2 separate regions of the Mus musculus genome follow, and region 2 is linked to region 1. A link is a loop called in an ENCODE intact Hi-C map of the cell type or tissue named here. Cell type or tissue: heart. All regions are shown on one strand. Links, peaks and the distances in the headings refer to the core of each region. The heading gives the core; the rest is flanking DNA. Region 1 holds the start of Fam20b (family with sequence similarity 20, member B). Region 2 overlaps Tor3a (torsin family 3, member A).

Region 1 (10,308 bases), core at 4,676-7,175:
AATTGAGAACTAAAGGTGTTGAACCAGCTCCAGGCTAAGCTCTACCTGTCCTGGAACAGGTAACCACGACACCCCATTGAGAGGGCCATGACAATCAGCCACAGAGGGACAACACCTGAAGTCCTACCCCATGCAAATAGAGCATCTGTAACATCTCAGACAGAACCAATGGGAAGCATCTACCCCTGGGTCCCACCCTACCCCCCAAATGTTTATAAAGTCCCTATCCACATGAAATAAAGTGCACAAGGTATTTCACCAAGCATCATCTGAGAGTGTCTGGATTTTTGTTTGTTTGTTTTGTGTTTTGTTTTTTGAGTTTTGTGTTTTGTTTTTTTGAGCTGCAGCATTCTGGGGAAGAGTTTTCTCTCTTGAAGCATTCATTGCTGGACCTAGGGTCAGTCCAGCAGGCCAAGCTCATGCCCCAGCTACTAGGTACCATTAGCATCCATGCTGCAACTGTAGCAGGAGACCCCAGCTACCTGCCCTGAACAGACTTCCCTCTGGAGAGCTGTAAAACTTTGGCTGTACCGGCTAAACCAAAGCCTCTCAGAACCTTTCATTCTGGCTGGGCCAGAGATCCTTGGATTGCATTCTGTCTCCCCTGAGCAGCTTGTGGACAGTGCTCAGGCACCTCAGCAGCAAGACAGACAGACAGACAGCCCAACGGTAAATTGAGTTCATAAAAACATAAGAGTTCAAGTGGGGTATAATGGTGCAGCCCTTTAACCCAAGCAGGCAGAGGCACGCAGATCTAACTCTTGTGAGTTTGAGGGCAGCCTGGTCTACATGGTGAGTTCCAAGTCAGCCGGGGCTACATAGTGAGACCCTGTTTCAAAAGCAGAAGCAAAGACGAAGACCTTCTCTGTGAGGAGTGGGTGTGGCAGCAGTCCCAAAGGCGCCAGGGACTGCAGCTAAGTCGTATGATTTGCACCTGACTTCCTCATATAAGCCACAAACATCTTGAGAGCTGCGCAGGTGTACCAGGATACTGGTGAATCCATTTTGATGGAGATACGCCCCTGCTGCCCTGATTAGCTGAAGCTGCGTGCCTGGTGAGGTGGCGTGGCCTGTTATGCGTGGATGGGAACTGAGAGTATAAAAGAGTGAGAGGCCCAGGGTTCGGGGGAGATATAAACAAGGGAGATATAAACAAGAAGAAACAGGACTGAATAAACGTGTGCAGAAGGATCCTGTTGCAGCATCGTTCTTCCTGGCCAGTTGGGTGCACGCAAGACTTCTCAGCTTCCTCCACGTAGACAGAGCAGATACTAAATACTCAGAGCATGTGCTGCTATCCTGGCCATATTACCAAGTGGCTGCCTTAGAGAATTGGAGATTGGAATTTGTAGAATTATCTCTGCTCAAACTGCAGAAGAACCATATACGACACTAGAGAGAGCCACAGCAAAATGGAAAATGTTCAAAGATGTGGCCCTGGACATTTACTGAGGAGGGCATACCACAATATAGTATGCAACTTTGGTCATTAAACTGCTGTTGTCACACAGGGCAATTAAGGGAATCACAGCTGTGACAGTTGTGCTCCTCAGTGTCCCCCTAGCCAGAAGACTTTCTGATTCTTTGTCCTTTTTTTTTTTTAATATGCAGACTTTAAAAATAGACCCAGATAGATTTTACAGCGAGAGAAAACGGTCCATACTGTCTTGGGAGTGATGATAATACTTTAAAATTCAGGTATGATAATGTTGACTCAACTCTAGAAATGCACGAAAAGATAGTGAATCATAAGCTTTAAACTAGTGAATTATGGGCTGTATGCTATATCTCAATAAAGCAGCTCTTTAAAAAGTATTACAAGGGTAGAAAAAAATAACAGGAGGATTTCTACCAGTCTCAGAGCACACGGCCTGAATGTCTCAGGAAAGAAGCTATGTGTGTGTAGGCGGTGCATACTGCTGCCCCGGGGCATGAGTGGTTTGCTCAGATAGTATTGGCAGAAGGGTTAGTCGGGCACTCTAAGAGGGCTGGGGTTGACTCTGCAGAGCTGAAAGCAAAATGAAAGAAAGCCGACTGCTCTATTGGGAAGGAAAGGTAGAAGCTACTGTCCATGAGCACTTCCTACAGAGAGCAGACGTTCCAAAGGCAGCTGAGAGCTAGCTCTGTGTGTGTGTGTGTGTGTGTGTGTGTGTGTGTGTGTGTGTGCACTTCATCACTATCTCAACTTACCACTCTCTCCCTGGGCTCTAAGGAGGAGTTTTCTGAGGGCCCTCCTTAGCTTGTTTGATGTAGAAGTCATTTAATCAGTTTCGGGGGCATCCATCATGGTGGGTGTATTAAGTAGGTTCAAAGAAACAGAGCGGGTAGCCTTTGCGTGTGCAGGAGCTGGGAGGAAGTGCTCTCCTAATACCTCGAGTTTGCTAGAGGCCTGGGACTTGACAAATGGACTGAGGCTTGGAAGTTCTGAGGCAGTTCTCAGAAAATGATTAAAAGGGTGTAGGGAGCGAGGGTAGGCACCTGGCCACATGGCACCTGCCATTCTCACACTTCTCTTTCAAGGGGCATGGCTACATACCCATGTTCCATGCTGGCGGTACAACACTGTCTTTGGCATTAAACAACTTTGTACCCGTGAGAACAGTATCCTGCAAAGCCTTAATAAACCATGCCACTAGAGAGGGCCACCCGAAGCCCCGGGCTCCCAGGAGGCACAGCTGGGAAGCCCAGGGAAGACCTCAAATGGTATGGAGAGCTATTCAGCAGTCATTCCCAAGGCTGGGTGAAGGAGGATTCTCACTGGCAGGGAGAGCGAAGCTGGTGAGCCTTGTGGAGGGGAATTTAAGGTTTGCATGAGAGAGGTGTGCTGGGGCTGTAAATGCCAAGCAGGGAGGCTCCTGCCACAGGCTAGCTTCTGGTAGAGTTCCATGCTTGGGCTCATTGCTAATGTTCCCCTGATGAGGGCGGTTCCCACTGCTCTTCGTGGGAGGGGGGACAGCCAGTCTCTTACTCTGGATTCAATTCCATGAGCTGCCGCACATGCTCCTGGAAAAGGTGCTCCATTACATAAAGTCACAGTCTGTGGCTTTAAGAACAGTGAAGTTTGGGGGCAGAGGAGAGAAAGGTCGTGAGAAGATTAGCTTGATACTTAAAACCACAGCACATCCCATGACTTGGGACAGTAATACAACCCTTCCAGTACTCTGACTTCTAGAAGGAACTCATTGAGCCGGCAAGCTTCTGTGGGATGGGGCCCTCTTCATCTCCAAACAGTCGAAGTTTAGTCTGATGCCTGCCACTTGACATGCATTCGACAGTCAAATGAATGAGTGAACGCACCTACCCTGGGTTATCTGCCCAGGATATCGGTTATAACTTCTCATAACACCGCACAACTTTGAGTTCATATTGTTAATCTTCATTCCCATCCAGACTTTGCTCACCCCCATCCTTCCTCCCTCATACCAGTCCACACTCTTCTCAGACTCAGAATCTGTGTTGCATAATTTAGGTGTCCTGTCCTCCTCGCAGGGACGTCCTGTGTCCTAATCACTCATGCTCCTTACTTAAATGACCACATCCCTTACAACACTGAGAATATATTGACTATAAGTGATGTCATGAGCCTGAGGGGCAAAAACTGACATCATGGAGTGTCAGGCCCTGTGTAATATGCACCTGACTGGATTGCCTCCATGGACCAAAAACCCTCTTTCTCTGAGAATCCTTCAACACAGATGGGTGTCATCTCCCCCAAGGCAGGTTTCAGGATGAGCAATGACAGGAGCAGGGTCCTTCTTCAGTGTCAATGGAATGACAGAGAAGACGGAGCACTGTTAGTCACACAGTCTCAAAGAAAGTGTTGGCTTCCTCTTTTGCCTCATGGTTTTCTGGCCCAGAAGAGCTGGCTGCAAGCAGACCCATGTGCCTGTTAAGAAATAAGGCAGACTCTCATCACCATCCAGCCAATTTTCCCAAGAATTGTGCTTTCCATTGTCGGATAATGGCCTCAACCCTTTTCAACTCTATCCAGTAAAAGCTGACACAGGGCTGTCTACGCTGCCCTTTGTACGCCTTGCAGTGATGAGTGCTTCCAGCAGTGATTAAAGCTGCTTTCCCTCACTAAGTCTTCTGGGGTAGGGTGTCAAGTCCAATAGTTTCTCTGGGTGTCCTGATCGAAAGTGCTACACACACACACACACACATTAAACTAACTTCACACAATAATTGTATTTTCTCCACACATTTACTATTTAAATCTCACCACAATCCTGTCAAGTAGGTACTGTGTTTAACTTCCATTTCCCAAGGAGCCTTATACTCAGAGGCACTACATGACATGCCCAGTGGCATACAGTGGGGGGTGGGAGGGAGGGAGAGAGAGAGGGAGAGAGAGAGAGATCGTTTCTTTCCCTCTTGAAAGAAATTCCTGCTTAGTCCCCAAACTCCCCCCCCCCCCGCACAAATCATATCCAATGTAGAACGTACACCATAATATTTTAGGGTCAAACAGACTACATGGAAGCTGTCTATATGGTGAATAAACGTATGCATTATACAGTAGCTACTGTGTGTGGAGTGGACACACGTTAAGGGGAGGAGCAGCTCATTGACTCTTCAGGAGCCTAGTGGGTGAGTGCAGGGCACTGGAAACCAAGTCGCGCTGGATTTGCCCTCTTAGGGCTTACAGTCCATTGCAAGGCACAAACATTAAAAAAAAAAAAGCTATTATAATAAAATAAACAGGATTTTGTTAAGAGCTACTGAAAAGGTACAGTAGGGGAGCTCTGCTCTGGGCCAAAGCTGGAGCGATTTCCAAGGTGGGAAGTCTGGCCTCTTTTGGTCAGGGAAGGGCACTTTGGGGCAGAATCTCCAAGGAGAAGTCAAGGCAGAGCGAAAGAAAGAAGAAATTATCTCTTCAGAATAGGACTTCACCTAGATGACTGCAGGAAAGAAATTGTGAAGGTAAGAGAGAAGCCAGAAGCTAGTTTATGTAAACAGGCTTGGAGAAATCCGCCGACGGTGTCTGCGGAGCCCAGCGCTGCAGGAATGAGGGTGAAAGGGTTAAAGGGGGCGGTCCGGAGCTGCCCGGTAGTCCCGCCTACCCGCAACGGGGGCGGAGCTGCGCCGGGTGCGCACTGGGATTGGCTGCAGGGAGGGCGTTCCGCTAGGACCGTACCAACAGCCAGGCAGCGCGGAGGCGGGGGTGGGTGTGGAGCGGCCGGCTCCGCGGGGAGCGGCGACCGGGGAATGGCCGGGCCGGCGGTGGGCGGGAGCCGCAGTGGTGGCGGCGGCGGCCCGGGGCGGTGAGTGCGGCGTGGGGCTGCCCCTCCCCGGAGGCGGCGGGGGCGGCCGGGGCCGCGCCTCACCGCACCGCGCGGGCGGCTATGGAGCGAGCCTGAGGCCCGCCAGGTGAGTGGCGCGGTTGGAGAGGGCGCGCGACCCCTCGCCCGGGAACGACGGGAAGGAGGGAGGGAGGGAGGGAAAGCGCGGGCGGCGGGGGGCGGGGCACCTCCCTCAGGGGCCGGATGCGGGGCTGCGGGCGATCGGGAGTCCTTGCGGTGACCGGTGCTCGCTGCTAAGGACGGTCCCCAGAGGCTCCTGGCCCTGGTGTCGCCCTTCTGTCACACGAAGCCGGTGTCGGCGGCCCGGCGGGCAGCGCGCTCTAGCTCGGTCCCTACGCCGCCCTCCTGGTGGCCGAGGAGCGCGCTCTCGCTGAGCCCCTACGGGGCCCGCTTGGTGGTCGGGGAGCGCGAGTGACCTGCAGGCCCTGGGCCGGAGAGGGCAGCGGTGTCCTGCGGTCGTGCGCTCAGAGCGCCAAGGGGCACAACTTAGGATGAGACTGTGCAGAGTGGGCTGCGCTGGCGGTTTCATTTCCGGGTGTGATGGCCCGGCGATTAAGAGCGAGCCCAGACGTTGCCTTGAAGATGAATGCGAACGTTGTCAAGCTGTGTCCTTGATTGTGGAGTCTGATAAGACATTCTTTTTAATCTGGAGTCAGTGATCTGTCAGGCTCCTGATAAAAACGAAGAAAAGGGGGGGGGGAACAACAGGGCGTGGATGGTCCTTATACAATTACTTCGTTTAAAGACTTATGTCTCCAGTAGGATGGGTAAGGCGTTTACAATTTGGGAAAAGGATATGTTTAACACTGTCACTTGGATCTAGGGCCAGGTGTGAGGGTCATCTCTACTCAGCCAGGTTCCCTCCGGAGATTTGATAGCTCACGTTGGAAGAAAGAAATAATGCGATCTTTTCACGATTGAGGTCTACGGCTTTATAATACAACCGAGAATCCGGAAAGTCAAGATTGTCAATAATTAACCATGCCTACATTGCTTGGGTTGTAATTTCACATTGAGCTCAATGTGCTTGCCATTCCCTGAATTTATGCAAGCCGGGTGAGCAAGCTGAAAGCACTTGTGCATGTTATCGTCCTGAGAAACAGGTTCAGGCATTAAAGATGCTAAATTATTTGCATAGGCTCTAAATCAATTTAGGGCAAATTTAAAATTATTGTATTAAATTAATAACTTTCTTAAAGTTTGTGAAGATGTTGGGTTTTGTGTCCCAGAACTGTTACCTGAAAACAAGATGCGGGTTCACATTAGAAAATACTTATCACAGGAGAACAGTGTGGGGTGGGGGTGAGGGAGGGGGAGGGGGGATTAGTCGTCCCCTTTAATCCCACCATTCCTGAGGCAGAGGCAGGCATATATCTGCGGTCTAGGATAGGCTACATAGTAAGACCCTTCCTCAAAAGCCAACAAATCGAGGAAAATAAAAGGTACTGTGCGTAAGTCTAGCCTCAGTCATAATAAAGAACATATAAAAATAATGAAGGGAAAAGATAATTTTAAAAAAAAATAAGACTGGCCGGGTGATGACACAGCGCATGCCTTGAACCCCAGCCTTTGGGAGGCAGAGGCAGGCAGATCTCCGCATTCCAGGCCAGCCTGGTCTACTACAGAGTGAGTTCCATGACAGCCAGGGCTGTCTTGAAAACAAACAAAAACCTGGAATTTACAGCTTTCCTTGTGACCATGGGGTTGATTTGCTCTGTTTCCTTAGGACTAGTGAGAAAATAGGTACTTTTCATTTTTAAAGCACAGGCCTTGCTTTTTAAAATATATTTTGAACCAAAGTATACTTTGGAAAAAAGCAAGTCACAGATTTTTATTTTTCATAATTTTTTATGTCATAGACTTATTTTGTGCTGTTGATGATTATTTACTTTAGTCCCTTCTGTCTCTTCTGAATTTCCAGTTCCTAAATGGGAATTTCTGTTTACTTTTAGGATATGAATTGGCTCCCTCTGACCGCCATTTCAGTGCTTGTAAGTGTGAGGTCAGCAACTGCAGCCTACAGATTGATAACTGTCGAACCCCTGGTGAGTGCCAAGACAGTAGAGTCAGCTGTTAGCGCACTCATGGTTGCGGACAGAAGGAGCTGTGGGTGTCAGGTTGATCTGGGATAGAACACGAGATGATTTTTGTGGATAGGGGTAAAGGGCATAGTTACCATGGGGCCCTACAGTTGTAATTCATAGTAGGTGTGCATTAATTGTTGGTCGGTTGAAGTAATAAATGGAAAGTGGTGTGAGGGAAGCATAAATATTGTAGTGCAAATGCTAGATCTTTTTATGCTCGCCCTCCCCCATTTTTCTTTTCTTTTTTTTTGGGGGGGGGGTTCGAGACAGGGTTTCTCTGTGTAGCTCTGGCTGTCCCTGAACTCACTTTGTAGACCAGGCTGGCCTCGAACTCAGACATCTGCCTGCCTCTGCCTCCCAAGGGCTGGGATTAAAGGTGTGTGCCACCACTGCCTGGCTCTCCCCCGTTTTTTCAATCAAAAGGAATTTTAAAAAAAAGAAGGCAAAAACACTGTGTTTCCGATTTCTGTTGGCCATGTGTTACTAAGGTGGGTGTCTGCAAACGGTATTGTTTATCTGATTCAGTTCTGTGATCATATGGTGTTCCAGCCACCTGCAACCTGACGATCTGGTCACAGAGAGCTGCACAGACTTCCTCCTGCCACTTGGACTGGCTAGCTGAGCAGTTAGATAGATAACCAGTGTTTCGCCATTAATAGAAAACCATGGAGTTGTTGGTCATAACCGTCCCAGTAGCCTCAGTGCTCACTGCCCTCCTGTCCCGCCCAGTGGAGATGAGCGAGGAAGGGTCTTTCTCCCATAGCTTCTCCGGCACCTGTGCATCCCGCCCTCTCGTCCTTCTGTGAGCCTCTGTGTGACTGAGTTCAATAACTTGCAGGGCTGAGGCACAGAACAGAAGTCCTTCCTTTGCTACTGAAATTCCCTCTGACTAATGTACAGTAAACATGACAGCGAGAGCTGCTTGGAAGAGAATATAATGCAGAGATCCTCTGCTATGTGGGTTGGTTACAGAAATTAATAAACTAGTCTGTAAATAAAGAAAAGGTCTTCTGATACAGTTTTTCTTGCCAAAACCAACAGAAATGCCTGTCTCTAGACGTAAAGAGTCTCGGGTGTCAGTCAGAGCTGAGTGTCAGGTAGTGCAGAATGAGATAGTGTACTTTGGTATGTCTGAGGTCTGTACTTTGTGGGGAAGTACTGGCTACGTTGGAGGAGACTGTTAATTTGGGAACATTATAAAAGGAGGCCAAGGAATATGAAATTATGAATGCATAAGAAGGACAGACCAAATGCAGAGAAGGAAGTCTGCTAGTCTGTGTTCTCAAATTGACTCTCTGCTGTTTCTGCTTACCGTTGCCTTGTTATCTACTGTTGAGAAGTAATGTATTAAGTGCTAATTTTTATTTAGGTATGCATTTGTGGGAAAAGGCTTACAATACGGTGTGTACTTTGTTTCTTTTTAAACGTGTGGTATAATCCTTGTCTCAAGTTTAGTATTCCTAAACTAGGATCCATTACTGTGAGGAATTAAACAAGGATCAGAGGTGATTGTGCAATGTAGGCTGTGCACCCTTTTTTACTTACTGGATCTGCTTTTAACTGCCTGTCACAGCTGGGAAAGCTGTACAGTTTCTGGCCTTCTGTGGAGTAGCCACCGAGGTCACTGCTTCCTCAGATCAGATTTAAGTTAGTTAAATAGGCTTGTTAGGTTCTATAGACTCTTCTCTCAACATTAGTGACTGACCTTTGTAACCACTGTTGTGGTTGCCCAAAGACCTTTCTAATTCATTTCTTGTTCTTAGTCCTTGTGTGTATACACACCCTGTATGTATATATGTATGTAGGTATGTATGTATGTATTTTATGTTGTGTAGTTCTGGGAGACAAACTAGGACTGAAGAGAAGACTCAGTGAGTAAGGCTCTTGGCATGCAAACGCGAGGACCTGAGTTCAGATCCCAGTACCCAAATAAAAACCAAGAATGCATGGCAGCTTTTTTTTTTAAAAGATTTATTTATTATTATATATAAGTACATTGTAGCTGTCTTCAGACACACCAGAAGAGGGCATCAGATCTCATTATGGATTGTTGTGAGCCACCATGTGATTGCTGGGATTTGAACTCAGGACCTTCGGAAGAGCAGTCAGTGCTTTGCCACCCCAACATGGCAGCTTTTAATCCCAGCACTCCAGAGGCTGTGATGGGATCCCCAGGGCCAGGTGACTAATTAGACTGAATCAGTGAGCTCTAGGCTCAGTGAGGGACTCTGCCTCAGTAAATAAAGTGAGAAGGATTGAGGACGCCACTGAACATCTCACACAACACACACAGGTACACAAACACACACACACATATGTATGCACACCTACACATGTATCTACATGTATAAACACACATATGCATAAAAAGAAATTAACATGGAAGATGTAGTGTGGAACCTTGTTTCAGAAACCATTGTCTGTAGTACCTGAAGATCTGGTTCAGCCTTGTCTGATGTATCATTCATATATCATTCTTGGGCAATGTCTTCTTGGACTTTCTTCATTCTTTCTCCTAATGTCTCCAGATTGTCTTTATTCCCAGTTTTTCCAGGAACCAGGTTAGCAGTAACAGTAGTCTCGAATGGTGTAAGCATGATATGCAGATGGTAGCAATGTAGACAATTTTGAATATGTAAAACTGGTAAACACAGTAAATATTTCTGCTGTTTTTACTATACTATGTTTCTGAATTCGTTATAGGGCTTATTTCTCCATGTTTGTTAAAAAAAAAACGGGGGGTGGCATCTTTAAACCTAAGTATTTGATAGTTCAGAAGAAATGCTTTTAGCCATAAAAGTCTCTCTCCCTTGCTATTCACTTCTGTTAGGGCCTTGGGAAGTCAAAAAAAAAAAAAAAAAAAAAAAAAAAAAGAGTAAAACAGATCTCCTGTCCTCAAGGAACTCACTAGACAGTAGAAG
Region 2 (10,308 bases), core at 4,096-6,595, 63 kb after region 1:
GGGAGGGGACCCGATTCCCGCCGAATAATCTCTGGTCCAGTAGAAAGGTGCACGTGTGTGGCTCCTCAGGTTCCAGCAGTGGGCGTGGCAGAACGAATGAGCAGGAAGCTCCACCCCGAGCAAGCAGGTTTCAGGCTAGGGGAGGGGAGACTACAATTGTGGACTGTTACAAACCTGTTCTCATTTTCCACAGGCTGGGGCTTGCTCATGAATTGGGTGGGGAGGTGGGGTTCCCAGTGTGCCCCGGGGAAGTAGGAGTGGTTTTTCTCCAGCTGAACTTGGAAGGCAGGTTTGAGTTTAGGGTGGTTCCCCTAGACAAGACGGGACAGATTGAAGCCACGTGGGTTTCTGCATATGGAAGCCAAGGACGGAGCAGGTGAGAGTCTCGAGTGGTTTTAAGAGAAATGGAGGCATCTGTTAACATAACCGAAATGTCAGAATGAAGACTGATCCCAGCTCCCACAGTATTCACCCGTCTGAGTCAGTGGCCTCAGCTGTCCATGACATTCCCACAAGCAGAGACAGCGGAATGGTTCCCCAAGGCACCGACTCTCCTACCTAGTTGCTTTATAACTTGGCAAACTCTCTTAGGTGCTGTATTGCCCAGTGTGACCCAGTGACCCTCCTATCTCACGGCAAGCATTTTGGATACTGACCAGCTGGCAGTAACCCTGCCCTTTCCTCTAGAGACCTGACCTTAGTGGACTGACTCAGGCCACGTAGCTATACATACACAATAGTGCACACGGGTGAAGTTGGAGCTGGGCTGATGCCACCTAACAGCAGCCAAGCTGCCATCCAGGGAATTCACTTACCCAGGGGCTCTTACACAAATGAGGCAGTGGTTTCCAGCAACCTGTTGCAGGCGTGCACAAGGCCTTCCATCAAGGAGAGGCCATGAGCCAGACCACCACAGTCCCTCTCCAGCCACGCAGAACCACAACCACCCCTCCTGAGGGTGCCCCCAAATTAGCCACCTCCAACCCCTGCCCCGAGGTTCTCTGGTCTTCTGGTTATGAGAGAGCAATGTGTTTGAGATCTGAGTCTCTAGACTTGGTTTCTAGAACAAACTTCAGTTTGCCTTCCCTTTGTGGTAAGGATTCTTGCATGTGTGGTGTGTGTGTGTGTGTGTGTGCTAGCTTGTGTGGAAGTTGACACTGGGTATCCTCTCTAGCTTGTTTGCTTTTACCCCCCTCCCCCTTTTTTTTTTTTTTTTTTTTTTTTTTTTTGGTTTTCGAGACAGGGTTTCTCTGTATAGCTCTGGCTGTCCTGGAACTCACTTTGTAGACCAGGCTGGCCTCGAACTCAGAAATCTGCCTGCCTCTGCCTCTCGAGTGCTGGGATTAAAGGCATGCACCACCACGCCCGGCTACTTTTTCCCTTTTTAAATACAGGGGCTCACTGTGTGGCCCCAGCTGGCCTGGAAATTGGTATGTCGAGTATGCTGGCCTGTAACTCAGAGATCCATGTACCTCTGTCTCCTGAGGTAATTAAAGGTGTGTGCCACCGGACTTGGTTGGCTTTACCTTGTTTTTTGAGACGGGGTCTCTCACCGAATTGGACAGACTAGCTGGCCAGCAAGCCCCCAGAGCTGAAGTTCTAAGGTCACACAGCTCTTCATGGGGCTGCAGGAGACCTGAACTCAGGTCTTTATGCACAGGCAGTAAATAGTTTGTCCACTGAGCCCTTCCCAGCCCCGACACTGCCAACTGGATCTGCAGTTTAATCCTGAAATATACCTGAGACCTGCTGTTGAAATGAGGTACTGATGGCTTTTCTGCCAGTTCTCTGTGGCACCTCAGACAAAGTAGGTGAAGCCAGGAGGGCTTGCTTGCCCAACATTGACAAAAGCCATTTTCGAGTGCCAAGATTTTGCAAGAGTAAGCTTTATCTGTAAAGCTGACAGTAGGATGGGAGGCAGCCAGGTCTGGAGCAGGGCAGAGTGGAGGGCTGACTAGCTGTGATGAGTCAGCGGACCCAGCTGAGATGACGACAGTCCAGGTGGAACATGATCCTGGTCCTGGTCCCTCCTGCATCTATTGATGGCATGCCTGCCGTCTCCTCTAGGGTCTCACTCTTCAGGTAATGCTTATGGGAAACTTTTGCTCCCATTAGGTTCTAGAGGATATTTTAGGTCTGTCTAGAGTTCACTATGCAGTTCCCTTGAACTGTACTGATAGTTTTCAGTAGCAAGGACAGGGATAGTACTGTTTAGGGCTTGGTTTCAGAGTAATACTGATTTCTGCCTGTGTCCGTCAGTAGAAGACCCCAGAGTCACAAGGCAGGCCTGGAGCTGCTGTGCTCTCGTCACGCACCCAGAAGAGGGTTGCTAATGTCTGTTTTCTCTGAGCTGTGGTCAGGGTATGAACAAAAGGACTTTGAAGAACTAACTATATGGACGTGAGTTATTCATGAATGACGCATGTGGGGTGCAGTGGGTGTTTGTTGACTAACTGCCTCCACACTGATGAAGCACCCCTAGCTTGTCTGGGCCCAGTTTCTCATTTTACCAGCGAAGAAACTGAGTCTAGCTCTGTTGTTTAGGGAAGAGTTCACCGTTAGTGATGGGAGCTTGTGACAGTGGTCCTTTCAGTATTCAGTCAGCAGGGGCTTGGAGGGTGAGGAGTTCAGCATCTAGCTACCTTGGCCTGCAGGTGCTGGAGTGCAGCCCTGCTGAGCTGAAGACACTGGACAGGTAGTGAAGGCTCCCAGGCTTTGTTGTGTGAGAGGTACAACCTGTAACGTGGTGGGAAGATGACATGGCTGTAGGTGACAGTGCAAGCAGTTCAGAAGAAAGCTGCATAGAGTTGATAAATACGCAGAAACCATGCAGAGTGGGGCCCGTGTCCCATGGGGCAGTCAGGTAGACCTGGGACTGAGAGGGTACTGTACTAGGGTCTGTGACCTTGGGGCTTGATCGATCCACCTCCCTGGCCTGCTGTCCTCCAGAGGCTTGCCGCTGAGTCCAGGTTGTGGAATCAGGGCTACTGTGGCAGACACAGATGGGGCAATCTCTGCTGATGCAGTTATGTATCCAAAGGCCACCTGACAGGCTGTCCAGCAGGTGCAGAGATCAGACGGGTGATGCAAGCAGTTTCTGCAGGGCTGGAAGTGTGGCAGAGCAGCTGGGCTTGGGCAAGGAGTGGGGATGCCCTTGTTCTTACTGGATTCTTCCAGCAGGAGGCTGGAAATCAGTTAATCAGTGGCTATGAGGGACACACTGGTCTTCACTTGTTTGCTGGGGAAGGATGCTGCCCCACCTAGCTAGGGAGGCAGGTTAGGGATTGGGAGGGGCACGTAGTGAGTCTACGTCATCTGCAGGACAGACTGAAATGCAACATTATCAAAAAGATAGGAACGGCCCGGTGTTTAGTGGTGGCACATACATTTAAATCCCAGCACTGGGGAGGCAGAGGCAAGAGATCTCTGAGTTTGAAGCCAGGCTGCTCCAAAGGTCTGAGTGACTCCTCTGAGGTAACAAGGACACTGATCCTTGTGAGGACAGAGGACAGGAGATGCTGGACCCCGTTTAGTTTGCTGCCTGCCTCCCCCTATCCTTCACTTACGACATTCCTCATTCTGTGAGCCTTAAGCAGGGAAAGTGAAGGCACAGCTGTGCAGTCAGACAAGGCTCAGCTGGGTGCCAACTTGAGACAGGGATGAACTGTCCTGGTTGCAGGTCCCCAGCACTTACTCCCGGCCTCCTCGTGGTGTCACTCCTGTCTTAGCAGTGTGCAGCCATCTTCCTGTGCCTAGCCTGAGAGGACACAGGCAGTGCAAAATAAGCTTTTGCTCCACACTTCTGTGAAAGGGAGTGCAGCCCAGAGAGGCACCTCCTGTGTCCACCAACTGCAGGGTCCTGCCAATACTGTTTTCCAAACTAATTCTCTCTACCTCTACTCCATCTCCTACAACCCATTGTAGCCTAACCAAGATTCTTAGGACAGAGTGGGTGGGGCCACAACCCTACATTCTGGCCTTCAGTGGATACATGCCACCTCCCTCAGCCGTAGTCTAGCTTTCATCCTTACCTTCTGAGCCTTGAAGCCTGTGGTCCTGAGGCATCCTTGAGTCTGTCACTGCTCAGTGTGTCCTCCATTAGGGATGAACTGTCCTGGGGGGTTGTGAGTGTGGGAATCGGCTGTTAACAAGCGCTTGTTTCTTTCAGCAACCTCGGAGGCAGTGTCATCAATGAGGTAGTCCTGAGTTTGCTTAAGGCTGGATGGTCCAGGGAGGAAATTACGACGCAGCACTTGGAGGTGCCCCTTCAGGCTGAGATCATGGAGGCTGCAGGTAAGTGGTCAACTCAGATACATACAGCCTTGCCAAGAGCACAGCCAGAGATGATTGGTATCAAATGTGAGGCAGTGAGGGTGTCTGGACAGTAGAGGACATAGGACAGCCTCACCCATCAACTTCTGGTGGCACGAGAGTATGCCTATACTCCTTCCCTGGAAATGCATTCTGAAGAGGGTCACAGGTCCAGCCCCGCCCTAGAAACAGCTGTGGTCTCTGACCATAGGCTAGCAGATCTCCCTGAGACAACAGTGCAGGTGAAGGTGGGGCAGCTCCACCTTTTTGCTACACCAAAGCCAGCCACAGTCCTGGTGGTCATGCCATTATCTGCTACTACAGCCACAATCACTGTGCTTCTCCATGCCTAGAATAGCCACCACCGCACTGTCCTTGGCAACAATGCACACAGTACTCCAAGAGCTTTGTGGGAGACCAGCTCTTGTGCAGGTTTCAATTTGGGGATCTCCAGCAGGGTTCAGTCCCAGGCTAGGTCAGACACTATGTAACTCTGGGTCTTGGTTACAGACAGCAGCTTTGGCTCCAGCGGTCTCCTGAAGAAACACCTTATTGACCACTTTATCCCCTTCCTGCCACTGGAGTACTGCCATGTGAGGCTGTGCGTCCGAGATGCCTTCCTGGGCCAGGATCTCCCATACACAGAAGAGACCCTGGATGAAATCGCCAAGATGATGACATATGTCCCTGAGGAAGAGCGGCTTTTCTCCTCTCAGGGCTGCAAATCCATTTCCCAGAGAATCAACCTCTTCCTGCCTTGAAAGTGACTCCTGTGCACCCTAAACAATCCTCCTCCACAAGAGACAGCCATCTGCCAGGTGCCCTGGCGTCCAGCAATCACTGCTTTCAGCTGGTGTGCAAGAGGCAGTTCCTAACAGAGGCAGTTTCTAAAAACCACTTGGTGCCTTAAAAACCTACATTCTAGACAATCTAGACTGAGGGTCAGGAAGCCAGTGGAACGGAAGGTCCAAGTACCAAAGGATCCTCAGAACACTCCCTACAGTCTCCTGGCACCGTAGCTCTTCCTGGAAGGCAGCTGGAGTTCATATGAGCCTGAGGCTCTAGGATCTTTGGGCTACAGAACAAGGAATATGTGTGGACTAGAGGCGTGTGGTCCAGGTCTGCAGGTCTGGCTGGCTTTCCTTGCTTTCCGGCAACGTGGGGGAGAGGGGCAGCTTCTGCATGTGAGACCAGCAAAGGGCCTTAGGCTAAAGGACAAACTGAAGCTTTCAAAACAGGATGGGTGTGGCCCAGCACTGTAGTAGGCTAATATGGGAGAGAGAGCTAAAGAAACCTGAGCTGCCTCGTTTGAGCAGCCTGCCAGGCTTGACCAAAACTCATGTGTATGGATAGCTAAGGCATGTTCTGTTGTGCAGACTGAAAACTTTTTAAAGAGGCCTCGTCATGTGTAATTAAATCTTGTATTTTTCTAACATCCTTTCTTACTGAGACCTGGTCCTTGCACTGCCCTGGCAGGCTGGCACAGCACGTGCTGGTCTCAGGCTACTTTAGAGCTTCTTACTAAACTCCTCTGACTCAGCCCTCGAACACACGTGTTCTCCGCTCCAGCTCGGACAAGTGGTTCCTGAGGCTGATGTGGCGAGGCAGGTCAGTACCACCTGTCTTTAGAATACCATGGGCCATTCTTTTCTGGTCCCTTCACACTTTTTAAACATACAGGTCTTTGTGTTTTCTCAGAATTTCCCCCTCTTATTCAAAGTCCTGCTCAGCACTCTCACCTTTAGTTCTTGTAAAAATGGACCATTTCTGCAACCCCCACTTACCAGTACATGTGTACTCACTCACCTGCCTTAAGGCTAGGGACCACCTAGCCCAGCCATATTCAAATAACTGAAATAAAGGAGTGTGGTTTGGAAGTGGGATCTCAATTAGCAAAGGCAGTCACAAAGTTCAAAAGCTTAGGAGTTCTGCTGCCACAAACCCCAGGGACAGAAATTTAACAATTAAGGTTTCTTATAAAGCAAGACCACATGGTAATTAATAAGCATAAAATGCCCAATGAGACTTAGATTCTTGTTCAAGCCAGGTGCTTCCATGCTGTCCTTGAATATTCAGGAGGACAGAGCGGGATGGGCACAAAGTGAGAACCAAGTGAACTGTAACAGGAATACTAGTGAATCCCTCCCATCCAAGAGCCAGACACACCGTTCTCCCTCTCGACAGGGGATGCTGGAGCGCTGAGCAGGTCTTACCTGATCTAACAGAACTGAAATCCGAGAATACCCTGTGGTCACGAGTATTATAGGTAGGAAAGCAGAGCAGGGATTATAAGCAGAAACTTACAGTTCCAGAACAACCAGCAGGTCAGTGGTTAGAGTGAAATGGAAAAATCTTAATTTTGTGAGGCAAAGCCCATGAGGAAAACAGCTCTGAGAAACTGCAACACACACACACATCTCAGACAGGCACTGTGCCCAAAGGACTAGAAAAACACTAAACTCCAAATTAGTATAATAACGAGCACTACAGTGGTGAAAAAGCTCCATGACTCAAGCACTCCGAAGACTGAGGCAGGAGGCTGTCTAGTGAATTTGAGACTGGCTAGGGATATACAGCAAGACTGTCCCTGTCTTTTTGAGACAGTGTCTCACACAGCTAAAAATGGTCTTGAACTCAGTACGTAACCCTGAAGTGACTTTGCTTTTTCATCTTTCAAGTGCTATAATTACAGGCATGTGCCAGTACACCTGGCTTTATCTGGTGCTGGGCTCAGATCCTGGGCTTCTTGCTAGGCAAGGACTTTACTGATGCCCAGCCCCAAGACCCTGTTTCTAAGAATGACACTGGACTGGACAATAAAAACAAGGTCAGTGCAAGTGCTGATGGTTCTTCCTTTGTTTTTGTAAAATAAACATGACCGGTACAGCTAAGGAAAAGTGAAGGGGGTGGGTGGGGAAGGAGACTCAAACAAATAGAAAAGGAGATATTACAACTGGTAACACAGAAACAAAGAATTCAAAACCCATTATGATTAGACACCAACTAAATTAAATCATCAAGAAAACAGACAACCTGAATAGATTTTAAATAAGCAAATTATATGATCAGTAAAATTTTAAAAGTCTCACATCAAGGATCTGATAGCTTCATAACTGAAATCGACCTTTTAAAGAGTTAAAATTGTCTGAAAGACTTCCAGAGGAAGTCTCATCTCTGTAAGTACAAGGCCAGCCTGTTCTGCATAGTGAGTACCGGGACAGCCAGGGCTTAGAAACCCTGTAAGTAAGTAAGTAGTTAAAATATGGGTGTGGTGAAACACATTAGTAATCCCAACACCAAGGAGGCCGAGGAAAGGGTTAAGGAGTTTAAGACTGGTTTTATGAGACAAACATCAAGCAGTAAAAACCAATTCTAGTGAAACTGCTCCAAAATTGAAAAAGGAATACTTCCAAACTCATTCCATGATAGCATGATACCTTGATAGCAAAACACTTGATGGCTCAGGGGATCCAACAGTCTTCTGGGTCTGCAGGCACTAGGCACTCAGTGGTACACAGACAGACAGACAAGCAGACGAGACACTCATACACATAAGTTCTTAGAAAGTCTTAGGAGAGAGACAAAAGGATTCATCCTAAAAAATGAAAATGCCAAGCTGTGAGAGAGCACTGCACAGCTTTTCCTGATTAAAAAAGACACCAACAAACTTGTGTTCACCACAGGTGGGGCACCAGTGCCAGATCAAAGAGGCGTCTCCATCCAAATCTATCAGTGAATTTACTGGGGTTATGTACACAACTCTGGCGACTTTCAAGTGCTACCTCACTGAAAAGCCTCTCCTAGCATGGTGCTGTGTTGCTGGAGCTCTGCCCGGAGTGAAATGAACTCTGACAGCTCCTCTTTAGTGCTTAGGTAGCCTAGAGGAAGGGGCTTGTGACTCTTTCTAAGCTATATGAGCTTCTCACCCCCACCCCCAGAGAAAATGGTTCTGCCCAAAGGAAATACCCTACCCCACTGAGAATATGAAAACAACAGATCCTAGGGTAGATACAGAAAAGGAAGGAACTATCGGACACTGCTGGGGAGAGCGTAAGTCAGCACAGCCGTTATGGAAATGGGACAGAGGTTATGCAAAGCATTATACATAGCTTGGCATGGAGGTGTAACCCCAGCACTCAGAAGGCAGAGACTTAGGATCCAAAATTCAAGGCCAGCCTGGACCCTATGATGACATGTTCTAGGATTGTACCTTACAGGTCTTTTCCTAGCATGTGGTCCCTAGCACTATAAAAAGGAAACACATTTAAGGCACTGAAAAAGAGTATCTAGCTAAAACAACTAAATTTGAGTTAAATATATAAAGGTTAAGATCTGAACCTATGAAATTACTATAACAAAACAGTGAACCCTTTAGGATAGCAGAAGGTGAAGAAAGTTAAAAAAGGGAACAAGGAGAGGCCATTGGTGGGCACCGCAGGAGTCAGAATTCTGATTTGCATAGTAAGATATGCACGGTTCCTAAGTGAAGGGTGTTTGCTGCTGTTCCAGGACCTGAACTTGGGTCCCAGCATGAACATCCAACAGCTTACATCTACCTGTAACTTCAGCTCCAAGGATCCAATATACACACACAGGCACACGCGCGCACACACACACACACAGATAATTTAAAAAAAAAAAAAAAAAAGATGTAAACCGGGGGCTGGAGAGATGGCTCAGTGTTTAAGAGCACTGATTGCTCTTCTCAAGGTCCTGAGTTCAAATCCCAGCAACCACATGGTGGCTCACAACCATCCGTACTTACATATAATAAATACATTTAAAAAAAAAGGATAAAAAGATGTAAAGCAGCTATGAGGGTCTGAGGCTGAGCATGGTGGCACACACCTGTAATTCCAGCGTCATGAAGGAGAAGTGGGATGATCAGGGATGGAGGCCAGCATGAGTTACACAGCAAGGACGAGACCAGTCAGACGGTCTTAAAAATAAATAAATAGTAACTAATAATAAAAAATAATAAGGGCTGACGAGATGGCTCAGTGGGTAAGAGCACCCGACTGCTCTTCCAAAGGTCCAGAGTTCAAATCCCAGCAACCACATAGTGGCTCACAACCATCTGAAACAAGAACTGACTCCCTCTTCTGGAGTGTCTGAAGACAGCTACAGTGTACTTACATATAATAAAAAATAATAAATAATAAAATAAAAATAATAAAATAAATAGTGAGACTTTTAAAAATAAAAAAGGATTAGACATGAATATTTAAGGAAGTGGGTACCTTTAACATTTCAACATAATGCAGTGTATACAATGATGTAAACATCACATAATACCCCATAAATATGTATAACTTTATATACTTAATATTTTAATAACAATATATTTTCAACAGGACTGCTCTAAATATGCTATAATGTATAATATTCCAGTGTACACAGAATTTTAGGAAAACTGAAAAATAAACAAATTCCACTACAGGGAGCAAAGAGAAATGCAGTTATGCTGCACTCATGCTCAGCGCAGCACTGTGCATGATGGGAGAAGACAGAAGCAGCCGGAGGTGTCATCAGCCGATGATGGGGTATCAGGAAATGCACACACAATGGGAAAAGCATTGGAGCACAGAAAACAATGGAATCTAGTCTAAACTCGAAAGGAACCAGCCACACGGATACTGTGGATCACCCCACCCACAAGGAATGTCAAGAAGCTGATCACATGGAGGGAGTGGGAGAGTGTACTGATGTCTGCGGTTGGGGCTGGGGGACAGAGAAGGGACAACAGTGAAAATGCTGGCCAGTAGCTACGGTGACAGTTACAGGCAGGTAAGAACTCAGTCACGGCGTTTTACTGCAGTGAGTGGCTGTAGTTCACCATACTGCACAGGGCATTTCAAAAGAGCTCACAGAAGAATCTGAGTATTCTTACCACAGTGAAGCCAGGTCGCGGATATTCTAAATACCCTGATTTGGTCATTGCAATGTGCACATGTACAGAAACACCTCACTATTTATTCTCAACGGATGTGTACAGAC

The links. A loop is a pair of places that touch in the nucleus more often than their neighbours do. Peaks named below come from ENCODE experiments on the same cell type or tissue, not always from the same donor. Only the 100,000 strongest peaks of a DNase experiment are listed, where the experiment ranks them.
Region 2: it touches region 1 in a loop (2.2-fold over the local background); 2 of 42 quality-filtered maps call a loop at or near these places.

What each region holds. Positions count from the first base shown.
Region 1 is chr1:156,713,928-156,724,235 of GRCm38, reverse strand. It overlaps Fam20b (family with sequence similarity 20, member B), which reads left to right and starts at 5,326. Exons shown (of 8, transcript NM_145413.4): 1 at 5,326-5,370. In heart, for the core only: a CTCF peak has its summit at 5,670; DNase peaks (open chromatin) are centred at 5,145 and 5,755; H3K4me3 peaks cover 1,894 bases; H3K27ac peaks cover 1,565 bases.
Region 2 is chr1:156,650,457-156,660,764 of GRCm38, reverse strand. Tor3a (torsin family 3, member A) reads left to right here. Exons shown (of 6, transcript NM_023141.2): 5 at 4,169-4,293; 6 at 4,822-7,148. The coding sequence ends at 5,072. Among named protein-coding and RNA genes, the nearest start is that of Tor3a, 19 kb to the left of the region's middle. In heart, for the core only: no CTCF peak of the experiment used is centred there; a DNase peak (open chromatin) is centred at 5,434.